Linked DNA regions of Homo sapiens: region 2 is linked to region 1. Evidence: chromatin loops called from intact Hi-C (ENCODE). Cell type or tissue: dorsolateral prefrontal cortex. All regions are shown on one strand.

The links. A loop is a pair of places that touch in the nucleus more often than their neighbours do. Peaks named below come from ENCODE experiments on the same cell type or tissue, not always from the same donor. Only the 100,000 strongest peaks of a DNase experiment are listed, where the experiment ranks them.
Region 2: it touches region 1 in a loop (2.0-fold over the local background); 15 of 110 quality-filtered maps call a loop at or near these places.

What each region holds. Positions count from the first base shown.
Region 1 is chr11:44,954,057-44,962,056 of GRCh38, forward strand. No RefSeq gene overlaps it. Among named protein-coding and RNA genes, the nearest start is that of TP53I11, 7.2 kb to the left of the region's middle. In dorsolateral prefrontal cortex, no CTCF peak of the experiment used is centred here; no DNase peak of the experiment used is centred here; H3K4me3 peaks cover 460 bases; H3K27ac peaks cover 302 bases; H3K27me3 peaks cover 1,614 bases.
Region 2 is chr11:45,075,982-45,083,981 of GRCh38, forward strand. No RefSeq gene overlaps it. Among named protein-coding and RNA genes, the nearest start is that of PRDM11, 67 kb to the right of the region's middle. RefSeq lists a silencer at 4,088-4,157 and enhancers at 6,273-7,150, 7,151-8,000. In dorsolateral prefrontal cortex, no CTCF peak of the experiment used is centred here; DNase peaks (open chromatin) are centred at 2,640, 3,282, 4,400, 7,682 and 1 weaker place; H3K27ac peaks cover 1,842 bases.

The DNA of each region.
Region 1 (8,000 bases):
AGTGAGGTGATTCGATGAAAAAGGTTTGCAAACTGGAAATGCTGATTCCTATTATTGACATTATTATTGTGATTCTTACCTTGGTGAAGTGTTCCTCTCAAGGCCCCAGGGGGGTGGGGATGGGAGTGGGGTTGGGGATGGAGCCAGGAAGCAGCCAGCGGCTGTTGCAGGGGTGGGAGGGTCACTCCTCCAGACTCCCACAGGAACCTGGGAGCAGCAGGGGCTCCATCTGCCCTGGTCGCCCTCCACAAGCAGGGGCAGCAACACCTCCTTGGTGGCCAGGTGTGAGTGAGCACTTAAGAGTGCGCCTGTGTGTCTGTGTTTGTGCCCCTGCAGGAAGGTGTGGTGGGCACAGGGATTGCCAGTGTCTGCAGCCAGAAACCACTATGGACGAGGAAGAATGGGGATGTAATTGGATTTCAAAGATGCTTGGAGTGAGACTACTGTTATCACCTGGGACTGCAGGAGAGAGGCCTGCGGAGCGGGGGTTGGGCCTAGTCTTTGGGGTTGGGGCCAGGGGAAAGGTTTCAGCACTGATGGGCACGTGTGGAGGAACATGATGTTGTCAGAGACCTGTTGTGGTTGAGCCCAGGGATTTTGGACCTGACAGATCTGGGTTCAAGTCCTGGTTATGGGACCATGGGCCAGTGATTTCACTTCTCTAGGCCTCAGTTTGCTCATCTGTAAAATGGTGATAATAACAGGGCCTACCTGGTGGGAGTTATTGGAGGTTTAGCAGAGAGGCTGCACGTGAAGCCCTTAACATGGGGCAGGCACATCGACAGTTATCAATCAGTGCCACTGGTGTTATTATGCGGCAGCCTGGGAGGAGCGGAGGGAGAGGGCCTCAGGAGTGCTGGTGCATTCTCAACTGGAACAGGGAGCTCTGGGGTGAGAGTTGTCTAGCCAGGGTTCATTGAAGCTGGCACAAAACCCAGAGAGAAGGAGCCGCCATCCCACAACACAAGGACTGAGGCAGAGAGCTGGGCTTTCACAACTGCTTCTGGTTCCCCTTCCTGGTTTCCTCTCATTTCCTCCAGAGCTTCGTTCTCTGTGAACCTGCCTGGTGAGGAGAACTCTGTTACACATAGCTTTGGGGACTGGAAGGAGCAGCTGGGAGCTCAGGAACTCCCAGGCAGGCCTCCCCAGTGCTTCCTGCCCCCACCCCTCCAGAGTGAGCACTGACCAGCCCTCCTTCCCCGACCCCACACAACTGCCAGCTGCTTCCCTCCAGTGACTCATCCCCACCACCTCTGTTGCTACACCAGGACCAGGAAATGTCAAGCAGTTTCTTATCTGTGGGAGAGAGAACTGATCAGGATGGGGGTGGAAGAAATGAGGCTCAGATCTCCCCAAAGAAAGTGTATGACAGCTAGGGGACCAGAAGACCATGGCCAGCCCTTTCCTGCTTCCTGTGGGGGAGGGCTCAAGGAGGCAGTATGAGAGTGGGATTTAGCCACTAGAACCATCCTGGATTTAGGTTCAAGGTCCTAGTCCTCTTCTAACCGGCTCTGTGGCCTTAGGCAAGTAACTCAGTGTCTCTGAGCCTCAGCGTGTTCATCTGCCAAATGGAAAGAAGAAAATCATGATGATGCATAGGGTACCTGGGGGGTTAAGTGAGATAGTACATGTGAGTCCGGAGCTCACAGTCAGTTCTCAATGAATGTTCATTGACTCAATTAATGAATGGACATGTGGAAATGGCGGTGAGCTGTGTGCATGTGGCCATCTGCAAGAAATCCACCCTCCACCAGCTGGGAGAGTCGGGGAGATGTCTGTGGACCTTGTATCGCAGGCCTGGGACACTGTTGCTCTGTGCTGGTACTGAAGGGACGGCTTCCAAAACTCAGGGCAGATGGAGTATGGAGTACCCCTTGTCAGCATAGCTGACTTAAGAACCTCAGGCTGGGTCCAGATTTTCAGAGTGCTGAGCCCTGGCCAAGAAAAGAATTGCTATGCAGGGAAGTGAGTAGCAGATTTTGGACCCTCATCTTGGGCGACCCCCAGGACCTCTTCACAGTGAGTGCCCAGAGCAGCCACTCTGGGCTGTGGGATCATAGTCTTGGACCCTGGGCAGCCGGCTAGGCCAATGGCCACCGCTTCACTTGCCTCCTGTCCAATGATAAAACCCCAGGGGCTTTATCATTATTTCAAAAAATAGCATTCTGAGCCCGTACTATGTACCAGACGCTGGTCTAGAATCTTACATGTCATTAATCCTAACAAATCTCACGAAGTTGGTACCATTACTAGTCCCATTTTATAGATGGCAAAACGGAGGCCCACTGAGTTACATAACTTACCCAAGATCACACCCTAGAAAGCAGGGAGGTGGGACTGGAACCCTGGCAGTCTGGCCCAGAGCTCAGGTGGTTCTGGTGCTGCCGCTGGCCAGGGCAGGCATTGCTGATCCCTTGTAAGGCCTGCCACTCCTGGACCACCCCCACCCCAGTGAAGCCATACAGTTTGGGGACAGTAAGTCACCTGCGGACCGACAGGAACATCTGACAAATAGATTCTAGTTTATAAATCTCTTTAGAGTGTATGAGTCTCAAAGCCTACTTGGGGGCAGGAAAATGTTAGAAACACAAATTCTCATTTCCACCTCAGACAACTGAAACTCTGGGAAAGGAAGTCACAGGGGCAACAATCTGTCGTCCAACAGCCCCCCACGTGATTCTGATACAAGCCAAAGATTGAGAACCATTGCTTTAGAATTTGCAAAGCAGATTCCTAGATTATCTAATTTAAATGGGCACTTTGCTATTATTCGGCTCATTTTACAGGTAAGGCTAATGAGTTTCCATTTGCCAGCTATCACCCATCAGGGAAGTGAAGATGGGCCTGGAACCCACACTTTTTGATTCTGGAATATTCTTGTTTGCCCTCCTGGGACCGGGCTGCTGAGCAAGGTGGGTGGGCGAGGGACTCTGAGCTGAAGGGCAGGGTGAAAGACCAGAGGGGAGGGGAGGGAAGGGATTCCACCTCCTTCCCTCCTGGGTGAGGAGCGGGCAGCGTGGATAATTCCCTCGGAGGCGCCCCAACCCAAATCTACATACATAAAGCCCAGGCTGGCGTTTTGAGTGATCGGTTTATTAATACAGCGGGGCCGCTGCCGAGGCGGATCGCAATAACAAAGAAGGCCTCTCCGCCACCCACCAGAGGCGTCGTTATGTAATTGCTCCGAGGAGGAGCAGAGGGCTGGGGCGCGCCGCGGGTGCTGGGGGCTCGGCCAGCAGGGAAGCTGCGATCCGGGTCTCTGGGGATCCGAGCCGGCGGCGGATGGAGGGAACACTTGCTGGAGAGTCATCAGCCCTTCACCTGGTGCTCTCCTCCTCCCACGCACCGGTCAGCGGTCAAGGGGCGGGTTAACACCGGTTTGGCAGGGCGCAGACCTCCGCCCACCCGGGAGAATTGACCCCGGAGGCAGATCTGCAGACCCAGAGGACCCCAGGGCTGACCCAGGGCCTCCCCTCCGCCACTCACCACCGCCCATCCTTGCCCCACTCTCACCCTGGGATGGGGGAGAGAGAGAAATGACCAACTTTTTGCGCGACTTCTGTGGGCAACCTCTGTGAGGTAGTCCATTTTTAAAATGGAGAACTGAAGCCCAGAAAGGGCTGGCTTCATGTACCAGGGTTTTGAATCCCCAAATTTGTCAGCTTCGAAGCCCACATTTTTTTCCCTTGGATGCCACAAGGGGTCTTTATAACCACCACGGATCGGTTTTTGCCACAGTTTCTCCAGATGCTGTGGTACTTCAACCCTCCTGGCCTTTGCAAACGCTGAGCCCTCTACCAGGCATCTCTGAGAAGTCCTTCCCAGCCCTCCCCGACCCCCACTCACACCCCCCACACATCCTAGGAAGCCTTGGAGGCTACCTCTTCCAGCTCTGGGAGCAGCTGGTGACAGCATCTGCCACACTGCTTCATGGGAACTACTATCTTCTGTCTGTCCCCATCAGGCCACGTGCTCTGGGATGGTGGCTCCAAGGAGCCTAACACATCTTCTTCACTCAGCCACTCCATCTCACCCCTCAGTGCAAGGCTGGGCACACAGCACTGGGTGAATTTAAAGTGAAGGTTTGAAGCCTCAGGCGGATTTAATGCTTAGTGACAGTCTTCAGACCTTCCCTTCAAAACTCCACACACTCACCTCTGGCTATGCCAACTCCTAAGTGTGTGGCCTCTGGCAACTTCTGTAGCCTCCCTGGGCCTCTGTTTCTCCATTGTACAACAGGGCTCACAGCAACCCCGAATCTCATGATGCTAGTTAGTGTTTACTGAACACTTACTATATGCTGGGCACTGTGCCAAGCACCTGCAGTGGGTGGCTTCGTGAACTCTGCACACTGGCCCTGTGGAGGTAGTTGCTGTTATTATCTCCATTTTATAGATAAGTAACTCTCAAAAAAAAAAAAAAAAAAAGATAAGCAACTCTCCCAAGTCTCCAGCTGATAAGAGACACAGCCTGGATTCAAACCGTGCTCCTTCTGTCCCCTGGGTTTCTGACTCCCTTTCACAGGACTATTTTGATAATTAGAAGAAAAACAGTTAAGGGTCAGCATGCAGCAGGTACTTAATAATGTTTCTGCCCTCCACCGTAAAGGTCCCAGGGCAGCTCTCCTTTTCCCCTTCCATTCTCTCCCCCATTGCCACAGGCCCCAGGGCATTCTGGGAGCCCCTCTGTTCAGGGTGGGGCTGAGCAGGGGGAGGCAGGAGGACCCAAGTGTTCTGGTTCCTGAGTATAAATAAGTGATTGTTTTATATCCTTACAGTAAGAGAAGGGCATAGCATACATTTGCCAGTCTAACAGGTTGAGCTGCAACTTCCCTGTGTTTTGCCAATCGCTGATATGTGTTTTCAGCCCAAGGCAGTAAACAGAAGCCCACTCTGCCTGGCAGTTCCATGGTCCTGGAGTGAGGAAGGGCATCTGACCCGGAAGCTCTCAGATCAACTATCTAGGCCTACTGAGAAAGTAAGTGTCAGTGGGGATACTGAGATAGGGAGAGTTCCTGTGGGTCTCCCCCAGGCCATGAGAACTCGAGCAGGACTCCTCCCTTCTCTCAGTGTACACAACAGAAAATGGGGATTATATATGCAGAGAGGGAGAGAATAATTACTACTTATCAATGACCATGTAGAGCAAGGCTGCAGGGTGCTACACCTATGGCAGATGGAGTGGTGCAGTGCACAGCCTGTGCAGCAGGACTTGGCAGCCTAAGGGGACAGGCCATCATAGATCTACAGCTTCATCCTGCAAGATTCATAATAAGCTTTAGATTATTCCAGCTAAAACAAATGAAGGAATGAATGCATGCGTACAGACATAGATACATCCACAAAACGAGTGATGAATGCAACCCCAGTTATGAATCAGAGAAGCTCATAATCTAGTGCAAGAGACAGACATCTGAGCAGTTGCTACTCCTAGCTCCCCTCTTGTTCCGGGCTCTGTCCCGGGTTAGGACCTTGCCTTTGTCCCTGCTGTTCCTTCGGCTTGACCTTTCTTACCCATCACACCCCAGTCTTCATCTGCCAGCTCTTCACCATGCTTCTCTTATCTCAGCTAAAATGTTTCCGGGCCAGGCGCGGTGGCTCATGCCTGTAATCCCAGCACTTTGGGAGGCCAAGGCGGGTGGATCACTTGAGGTCAGGAGTTGGACCAGCCTGACCAACATGGTGAAACCCCATCTATACTAAAAATACAAAAATTAGCCAGGCATGGTGGCACATGCCTGTAGTCCCAACTACTGGAGAGGCAGAGATGAGAGAATCACTTGAACCTGGGAGGCAGAGGTTGCAGTGAGCCAAGATCTTGCCATTGCACTCCAGTCTGGGCGACAGAGCGAGACTCCATCTCAAAAAACAAAAAACAAACAAAGTTTCCTCTGGCAGCTTTTCCCTACCCACTCTCCCCCATTCGCCCATCCCCCAAGCCTCATGCCGAAGTTGGGCCACATCCCTCGGTCCCCATAGACCCCCGCAAGCTGACCCCAGTAGCTCCCTCCAATCCCTGTAGTGAATTTGACGGCTGGGTTCCAGGTTCCCAGGGCTGGCTGTGAGCTACTCAAGGGCAGGGCTGTATCTCGTTTCCTGCTATGCCTTTGTGCCTAGCACAGTGCCAAGCACACGGCAGGTATCTGAACAGTGTGGGAAGAGAAAAGGTGGAGGGGAGATGGTTGGGGGTAGACTGTGAGAGTGGAGGTGGTAAGGTCCCACCCCCAACCTCACACACAGCACCCTTAGCCCAGGCACTGATCCCAGGAGTCTAAGAAGCTGATTAGAACTGCCCATGGCTGCAGCTAACCTCGGAACTATGCCCCACCACCTGCTGTCGTCTCCCTGCCCCCACTCCTACTTCCCTCTCTCCTGCCTCCCCAGGGGTCCGGGGCAGCCTCCCCCTCCCCCACCCCATGGTGAGAAATCCCAAAGACTCCTGGGCCTTTCTCTGCTGCCCGGCTTTCCCGCCTCCCCTTTTTCTTTCTCTTCCTTCTGCTTTGCCTCACATTCAATCTCTCCCTCCCCCAGCCTGGTGAATCCAAACTGAAAAAAAAAAAAAAAAAAAAAGGCCCACACAACAGCTTCAACAGTGAAAAATAACCAATTTAAGGAGTAATCGCTGCTGTAATGATTGTCTAAGCCCTGAGTCACTGCAGAAAATCGGACTGAAGCTCTGGGACTCCCAGGCTCCCTGAGAGTGTCATATGGGTTTTTGTTTTTGTTTTTTTAAATATCCAGGACCTCAGTGTCTCCATCTGTAAAATGGAAGGAATATTATCAGCCCAAAGGAACTGATTGTTAATCTCCTGATTTTCCCTGGGGCTGGGAATCAGAGGTTAAGGTGGTCCACACAGTTGGCTTGGGAATCACCACGGGACACATTCTTCTACCACAGGACCCATGGGAGAAATGTGGTGCCTGGCAGGTGCTGAGAGACTCACAGCTTCGAGGGTCTCTGGGAAAGGTTTCTAGAGATTGTGGTGTTTAACTGAGCTGGGAAGGATGAATGGGTGAATGAGAGCTATGGGAAGTGATGGAGTGATGGAAAGTCAGCTCTGGAAGAGACTAGACACCTCATCTTGCCCTATGCTCTCATTTTACAGATGAAGAAACTGAGGCCTGAAGGGCTTCAGGAACTGCTCAAAGTCATTAGTGGCAGAGCCCAAATTAGTGGCAGAGCCCACATTAGAAAGCAGGTGCCTTGACTCCTGCTCCAGTGCTCTTTCTTTCTTTCTTTCTTTTTTTAGACGGAATCTTGCTCTGCTGCCCAGGCTGGAGTGCAGTGGCATGATCTCAGCTCACTGCAGTCTCTGCCTCCTGGGTTCAAGTGATTCTCCTGCCTCAGCCTCTCGAGTAGCTGGGATTACAGGTGCCCACCACCACACCCAGCTAATTTTTGTATTTTTAGTAGAGACGGGGTTTCACCATGTTGGCCAGGCTGGTCTCAAACTCCTGACCTCCTGATCTGCCCGCCTCGGCCTCCCAAAGTGCTGGGATTACAGGCGTCAGCCACCGCACCTGGCCTCCAGTGCTCTTTCTTATGATACCAGCCTAGCTCATAGGAACAGTAAGTACAGTGTGTGGAATGCTCACCGTGAGCCCAGCGCTGTGCTAATGCCTTATGCGCATGTGCACCATTGTCTTTCATTCTTGGAATAATCCTATAAGGTAGGATTAGAATATAGGTCCTGTTATATCTTAGTAAAGTTCACAGAGGTTCAATGGCTTATTCAGGGACACATAGCAGGGCTTTCTTGGCCCTGCAGCCCCTCCTGGCTTCTCTATTCTCCAACATGATCTAACATGGAGGGGTCTAAGCAGAGAGAGGGGCTTCTGGCCTGCACCCGTGGGTGGGCTGCCCTTCCCTCTAGTCTCTGTCCTCTCTAAGGAGGGTTGGAAAGGGGCCCCTTCCCTAGAGGGGAGGGAGCCTGGGCTTTCCCTGGAAGAAGCTCCCACAGGAATGGAAGCCAGATTGTCAAGGAGACAGGAGGCATACAT
Region 2 (8,000 bases), 120 kb after region 1:
GGAATGGCCCCACCAAAGATGTGTCTCCCAGCCTGCTCCATGGCATTGCACTGCCCACTGCCCCAGACCATCAGACTCCTCTGAGCCTCTGCTTTGTCAACTGACCTCAACCAACTGGGTCACAGACACTGGACTCGCTTCAATTAATACTCATAACTTCTCATAGCTACAGGGAAAGGAGGGCACCTGTTGCCATTCCCACAAGCCTGCCACTAGGGCAGTAAAGTATAATGAAAGCAGGTCCCACTCCAAATTTGCACACATTTATTAGCAAGTGGGCCCCACATCCGCCCGGTCCAGAACTCCATAAAGTTCCAGCCATATGCCCTGTTAGATGTTCCCGTAATGAAAAATGTATCCAAAGTCCCAGCCATCTCCCTATTAGATGTTCCGTTAATGAAGGGTAGAGGCAACAGTATTCCAGTGCAGAACTCATCTGACCTTCTATGGAGTCAAGTAATTGGCCATGCACAAGACTAGAGGGTGTCCTGAATGTGGAGCACTTCTGTAGGCTATTGGACCATTGCATTCTAAGACCTTGTTCAGGCAAGAGTGACAGTACCCGTATTGTATCTCCAGCTAATTATGCATTGTTTATCCTACTGGATCACCCATGAAAAATCGTTTTATACCCATTATGCAAATGAACAAGCCCTCTTGTGCTGATTGGAAATAAAGACAATGGAAACCCTTATAGTTGTCCCTGTACATTGTGGGCTTCTCATGAGTCTTTCCAATGCTAAACACCCATCCATGGAGTATGTAGTGTTTCTATTCACGTTAACTGACTATCCTAGAGTATCCTAGAGTATAGACTCAAAATATGTCCCACTGCCTATTTGAAATATTTTAAAGTAAATCATAGACAATATAGGCATGCTGTTTCAAGAAAAGAACATGATCTGCAAAGCCCAAGGCATTGAAAGTGGCCTTGGGAGTTGGAAATGTGCCTTCTGCCTAAGGAAAGATACAGGCATGATGCGTCATTTCATGAACATTCCTTCATGTCTTTGGACTATGACTGTTCATATGCATGTTCATCTGAGTTTTTTAGTGTCTCCATGGGCCGTTGTTAATGCCCAGAAAAGACTACTCAGACATTTACTTTGAGTTTAAATAATTGGAGTTCAATTTACTAAACTGACACATTCACAACCCTAATTCTCTCTTAAGTGTTTAAGTCTGCTTACAAATCTTTGTTCTGTTGATATCAAGCGGGTTTTAGCAGCTGCTTCTAAGAAGTCTTCGAACATTTGATCGCGTTTACAAACGTAATTAAAGACATCTCAAACAATTTATATTGCCTTTATAAATGTAATGTTTGGAGTGAGTGGTTTCCCTTGGAGGGGGACTGGCTGCAGGAGGGACCTGCTGAGAGGTTTTCCAGGTTCAAGTATTGTGAGGCATCTTGATCTGGTGCTGGTTACATGGATACCGGTTCACTTTGTCATCTCAGGACTTGTCAGAGTATATGATGTACTTCAATAACATCTTTAAAGTCATCTGTTGGATTTCCTTTTAAACTCATTTGCCTGTTTTGAGCAAAATCTCCCTGGGGACATAACTAATTCATTTACAGCTAGTAAATTAAATGTATATATACTGTGAACCTAAAATGCTCTGAAATATTCTAGGACTGAGCATAAGTTTAGTAAGATTTCAATGTAAACTCACACATCTAATTGCTCAATTACATTTTAAATTAGGATGATTAGATTCTCACTTTAATAGGCAAAATTATCTTAGCATTACAAGTAAGTGTATAACAGAAAAATAAAATACTATGGTTTTAATTCCCATAAGCCTGTCTTAACATAACCCCAAATCTCCTGGAGTGAAAAAAATGTACACCCACAAAGAAAAAACATTATCTCAGTTAACTGGGGTGGCTTAGCCCCCAAGAAGGCCGTTATGAGCCCTTCAGTTGAGGTTGCTTAGGATAGGGAATTTCTCCTGGATGTGGTGGCCTAGGGGGACTCCCTAAGTTCTATGTCACAGGCATAAAAAAAAATGAGGGTTTGTCTCCCCAGCTCTTCAGCCCAATCCCTGGATTCTGGTAATCCACACACTCCTTAATTCTTGTCTATGCCTACACAGGGTTGATCATGTGCCTGCATTTGTAGGTTTCAACTCTGACCATATGCACATGTATTCACCCTTTCAACTCTTAGGATTTTTGGAAGTGGGGGGAATCTTGTATTCTTTTGTACTCTTAGGTCTACCAACTCTTGAAGGCATTTATGAGATAATGAATTGAATTTTCACTTGCTTGGTCACAAGGTCCCAGGTCACTTTTCTGAGGTGAGTGGGGAGGGAAGAAAGAATTTTAACCCCCTAGGGCTCAGATCAGCTTGTTCTGGCCTCCACAGTTTCTGTGACTACTCCTCTCTGCTGGCTAGAGTCCAACTCCATCTGCAATGATTGTGATGGAGTCCGGACCCTTCTGAGGAACCTCCCCGCTGAACCCAGCTCCCAAGCGCCATTAACACTGACTCCCTACACCCTGGTTCATCCCGACAGGCTCTGGATTCTTATACATAGAAGACTGCTCAGCAGTCGTCGGAGAGCCGCCAAGTCCGTGACAACCTGTAGGCCCATCACAGCTGACGACATCCAGACAGGCTCTCACTGGCAGACTCATCTCTCGCCTTTCCACGGCAACTTCTATTTTGACCACGCACTCACATGGATCCTTCTCTTATTCACTCCTACAGTTTCCAGCCAGACTGGCCCATGGCGGGAGGTGGCTCTGCGAAAGTAAAGAAAACAGAAGGCAACCAATAGCCAGTGTGGCTTTAACCTGAAGAACAGCTGCATGTTCATTGACTGCTTAGTGCATGCTAAATGTTTCACATGCACTTACTCGATTCATCTTGACAACAGCCCTGTGACGTGGGTGCCTTAGTCCATGTTTTTTTTTTTTTTTGGAGGAGGAAGCTGAAGCACAGAGAGGCTAAGTAATTTGCCCCAGGTCACACAGCCAGTGAATAGTAAGCCAGGATTGGCACACAGGTCTCTAATTTTAATCACTTCACACTTAATCCCTAAATTATATGCTCTTTAATTAGGAGAGGGTTTAGGATTAGCCCAGAGCCAGGCTGCTGCAGGGGAGAGGCCCCCCCCTGCTTAGGGGCTGTTGGGGGGTGGAGCTCCAGCTGTCTCTAGGGAACAAACACAGCTGAGAAGGAGAAAGGGGAGGAGTGTCTTCATCGGAAGACACTAAAGAGAGGAAGCAGTGGGAAGAAGTCTGTCTTGTAACACTCAGGAGAGCTCACCAAGCGCCAGGCACAGCGCTGGGCCCCTTCCATCCTGTACCCTGGCACTCCTCAAACCTCATAACTCGTGCAGTCTTTGAAAAAAGTGAAACACTCTCTGGCTTTTGTATTCATTAACATCTCCAACAAGTGACTACTGCAACTAAAATGAATCAAAGCAAAGGAGGAAGGCAGTGCTTTGTGAACCTCATGTCCTCTGCCCCTTCTCCGAGATGCTGTCCAGACACCCCGCTCCCCAGCCAGGAGTGAATTTCACTGAATCCTCCCTGCAAAGATGCCGACAGATCTGCTCATTCTATAGACAAGGGCATTGATATGCCTGTGGCAGAGGTGGCTTTCAGTGAAGGTCTGTGACCCCAAAGCACAAGGTTTCTAATCATGACCCTATACTGCCTGTTGGGGTGACATGGGCCTCTAGCTGACAGACCACTCAGATGACCAAGAAGCCACATCCCTTGCTAAGTGTCAGAAAATTTGGTTTAAGCTGGCAATTTTCCAGGTTGTATACACTGGGGGAAGCACAGAAAGGGGAATGGCTGAGGCTCAGAGAGGGTAAGTAACTTACCAAGGCCACACAGCAATGGCCTTGTCCATGGTGTGTGGCCTCAGGACTGGAACATAAGTCCTGTCTGCCCCTGTGTCTTCCCTGCCCCCCTCCCACGCCAGCACACACCCCACACCTCTGAGATACCAGCCTGGCCTGCTGAATAAGCTCACGCAGACTGGATTCTGATGAGTGTGTTTCGCTTTGCCTGGCAGGCTGCTTAGTGATTGTTCTAAACCTGCGTGTGGGCTTCTCCACTCCCCCAGTCTTCTATTTCTTTCTTCGCCCCCAATGCTTCCCCATCCCTCACCCTCCCCCCACCAGCACCCAGTACAGCAAGCCACACTCAGCAGGTGTTCAATGAACACTTGCTCTGCCAACGAGGCATTGGACCATCTGTAGGGGGCCGGAGTGGGTGTCAGGCTCCCACCCCCACCCCAGCGCCAGCTCCAGGGCCCAGGACGGGAGTCCCTCTGCAGGTGAGCCTGACAGCACTCAGGCTGCCGTCCCACTTGGGGGAGATTGTAAAGACTGTGACTTCCGGGAGGAAGTGGTTCAGAGGCCCAAGCTGTGTCTGGAAAGTCAGAGGCTTGCTCCAGGCCAGGAAGTCACCCAGCTTGCAACAGGGCCCTCGGGTCCCATCCTCACCCCCTGCCTACAGTCAGGGAAACTCCTGCCAAGCCCTAGAAGGATGTGAGCCCAGACCCCTCTCCAGTGGCAGGCTTCTAAGACCTGGTGCCCAGGAAAGGGAGTTGGTAAACAGCTCAAACTGCCCCACTTTGAATTTAGAAACTGCGGGGAACGTGTGAGCAGTGTGGGCAGCTGGAGAGAAAGGAGTGAAGACGCAGGCTTGGGCTCGTTCACTGGCACAAACTGTGAATCCCTGGCGTCCCTCAGGGAGTCTGGCAATGGGGTTGGGATGGTACCAAGGATTCCTGGTCCTAAGGGCTTTCCCGTTGCTGTTGCCCCGTGAGTCCCACAGTTTACTAACTCGAGTGTGCAGGAGTTGCTTGGGAAACTTGCGGTTCCTGCACTCCCAGCTCCAGAGTCTAACCCGGTAGGTCTTGTGTAAGACCCAGGAATTTGTATTTTCATCGATGAGCCTCCTGACCCCCACCCCCAGGTGATTCGGCACAGGTAGTCTTTGAACTACACCTTGGAAGCACTTTCTTGAGTTTTCTTCTCCAAGGGCTGGAAACACCGGTGCTTAACTAGAAGCGGTCTAGTTGTGAAGGCTGAGGTCCCATCCGCTTGCCGGAGGCCGGCCAGCAGGTCATATGGTTCCAGTGTCTCTGAAGGCGGAGGCTGGTCACTTTGGAAGTGGACCCATCTAGGGCCTGAAGCTGGTTCCTGGGACCCTCCCATCAAGGGCTAGCTGAATGGCCACCACCCCAGGCTGTAGCTATATCTCCTAAGAAGGAACAGAAGAAAGGAAGGGGCCTGGAAAGGTGGGGAGGAACCTGCCACAGAGATTGGAGATGCACTGGGCCCCCAGGAGAGGGGTTATCGTACAGGATAGCAGGGGGACTGGCCTATGCCCCACCCCCGATGCTGACTCCCCTGGGACAGCCCTGTGGGAGATCCTCACGTTGTGCAGAGCTGGGAGGGCTGGATATCAGCTCTTCCCTTCACAGTGGGCAGATGAAGGTTCCAGGAGTTTCCCTCTTAAGCACTGGGATCCTTCCTGCTAGCGCCTTCCTATGCTGTAAGTCATATGTATTAGTCCGTTTTCAGGCTGCTGATAAAGACATACCCAAGACTGGGTAATTTATAAAGAAAAAGAGGTTTAATGGACTCACAGTTCCACATGACTGGGGAGGCCTCACAATCATGGCAGAAGGCAAAAGGCACTTCTTACATGGCAGCAGGCAAGAGAGAATGAGAGCCAAGTGGAAGGGGAAACCCCTTATAAAACCATCAGATCTTGAGAGACTTATTCACTACTAGTACACTATGAGAGAAACCGCGTGATTCAATTATCTCCCACCAGGTCCCTCCCACAACACGTGGGAATTATGGGAACTACAATTCAAGATGAGATTTGGGTGGGGACACAGCCAAACCATATCATCGTATAATGCAACAAATTCTGGTGTCAGTATCAGGAAATGGTGAGCTCCAGCTCCATTGAGTCACTGAGACCCTGGGAAAGACTTCCCACCACCTGGATTCACTGGCCCCACCACCTGCCATCTACAATGAGGAGACTGGATTAAAACAGGAGAAGCAACAACTGATTAATACGGCTGCCCTGAGCAGTGTCTTGAGAAGCACTGGGGTTAAGTGTGGGTCTAGAAAAACAACCAAACACTTACAGACCACGTGCCCAGTACCACTGCAAGCATTTTACAGATATTTATATAAAATTTAATTTAATCTTGTTTAAAAGCTCATTTAATTCCGCAGCAACAACACCATGAAGTCGGTATTAGTACCTCCACTTTACAGATGAGGAAACTGAGGCACAGGATGATTAAGGATCTTGTCCAGGGATTCCCAGTACATGGCACAGCTGGATTCTGCACCTCTGTAGTCTGGCTCTAGACCCTGCCTCTACTCACCTCATTCTTCCTCCAAAACAACACAAAAGCTCATTATGATGACTTAATGGCCGGTGTCTGCCCCCGGCATGGCAGGGACAGAAGAGTACACAAACCTCTTATCAGCCTTTCCTACCACATTTCCAGTCTGCGGTTCTACCACCCATAAACAAGCCCATAGAGAGTAGAAGCAAATGGAGCAAGATCAGAGTGGGCCAGGGAGCACTGGAGCCCAGGCGGGACTGGACTCTTCCATTTGAGTTCACCGCACCACTTCATGCCTCCCCTGGACTGACCAGCATTTGAGCCCAAACCCACAGGGCACTGCTCACCATTCCTCAAAAAATCTCAGCTCGTTCCCACCTCTGGACCTTTGCACATGCTGATGTCTTCCTCAAAAACATCTCCTTTTCTTCAAATTTCATCTCAAATGCCACCTCCTGCAGAAGCTCTTCTAGATTCTCCTCCAACCAAACAGAGCCTGCCCTTTCTCTGGAGCCCCAGGCCAGGGTCCCATCCCACCACCAGCAGAATAGAGGCCACAGCTTCCCAGCTCTGCATGCCCAGCAACGGGTTCTGGCGCATAAGGGATTGAGCGCTCAGTAGGGGATTGAGGCACCAGAAGGAAATGAAAGCCTTCTGAGTTCTGACTCATTCACTGACTCGTTTATTCTATCAGGCTTTTTTCCTTAATTGAAAAAGAAAGAACTGAATTCCATACCTGCCTATAAATAAGGATTTAAAATCACATCAGTCACAAGAGCCCACTGTTTTGTCTCCCAGGGTCTGGGCTGCTGATCAGTTTCCTTTGTTAACCAGATCCGGTTTGTTTATCAACATCAGGCTGTAGAATTTGCAGGTCAGGCCACAAGGGTGTGAACCTTCTGCCATCCCCTCTCCGACAGTTGAGGAAAGAGGAGAAACTATAAATAATGTTCCTCTGCCCTCCAGGAACTTCCAGGCTAACATACAGGCTGGGCATACAAAATAAGTCCGCACCTGTGTGCCCGCCAACGCTGCAGTGGCAGAGGGGCATGCGGTCCACAGCCCCTGCAGAGAGGAAGTGTCTGGGGCAGACCTTGCCAAGCAGCCAAGAGTCTTCTCCATTTTCCCCTTGCTGGTTTTCTTCTCACTTCCCCTTTGTTAGAACTGTCCTCTTCTCTGCAGATCCTTGCTGGGGAGGATAGACAGAGGCAGTGGGGTAGGGAGGCAGGAAAGGTGGGATTTGAAAACACCAGGCTGAGCCAGAGCCTGGAGCAGCCGGGACCTCAGCAACACTGTGGCTGCCCATGGAAACCATCCCAGGTAAGATGATGGTCCCCGGGCTCAGCCAGCAGAGGGCCTAGCTGAGTCAGCATCTGCGCATCAGTGAATGAAGGTGTGAATGAATGGAGTGGAAGCTGGAGATGGGATGTGAAGTATGTGGGTCTCTGCTGGGAACACCTATGAGTCCTTGCCCTTTGCACCTGGCATTTGTGCAAATGACTCACAATCACAAGTGAGTCCTTTCTTTCTTCTGCTTCCTACCTCATCTTTCAACCCCTGACACAACACTACACCTACACATACACATACAGGTGCACACCTACACACATACCCCAGACACATACAGTTGTACACACTCAGAACTAGCAATAGACT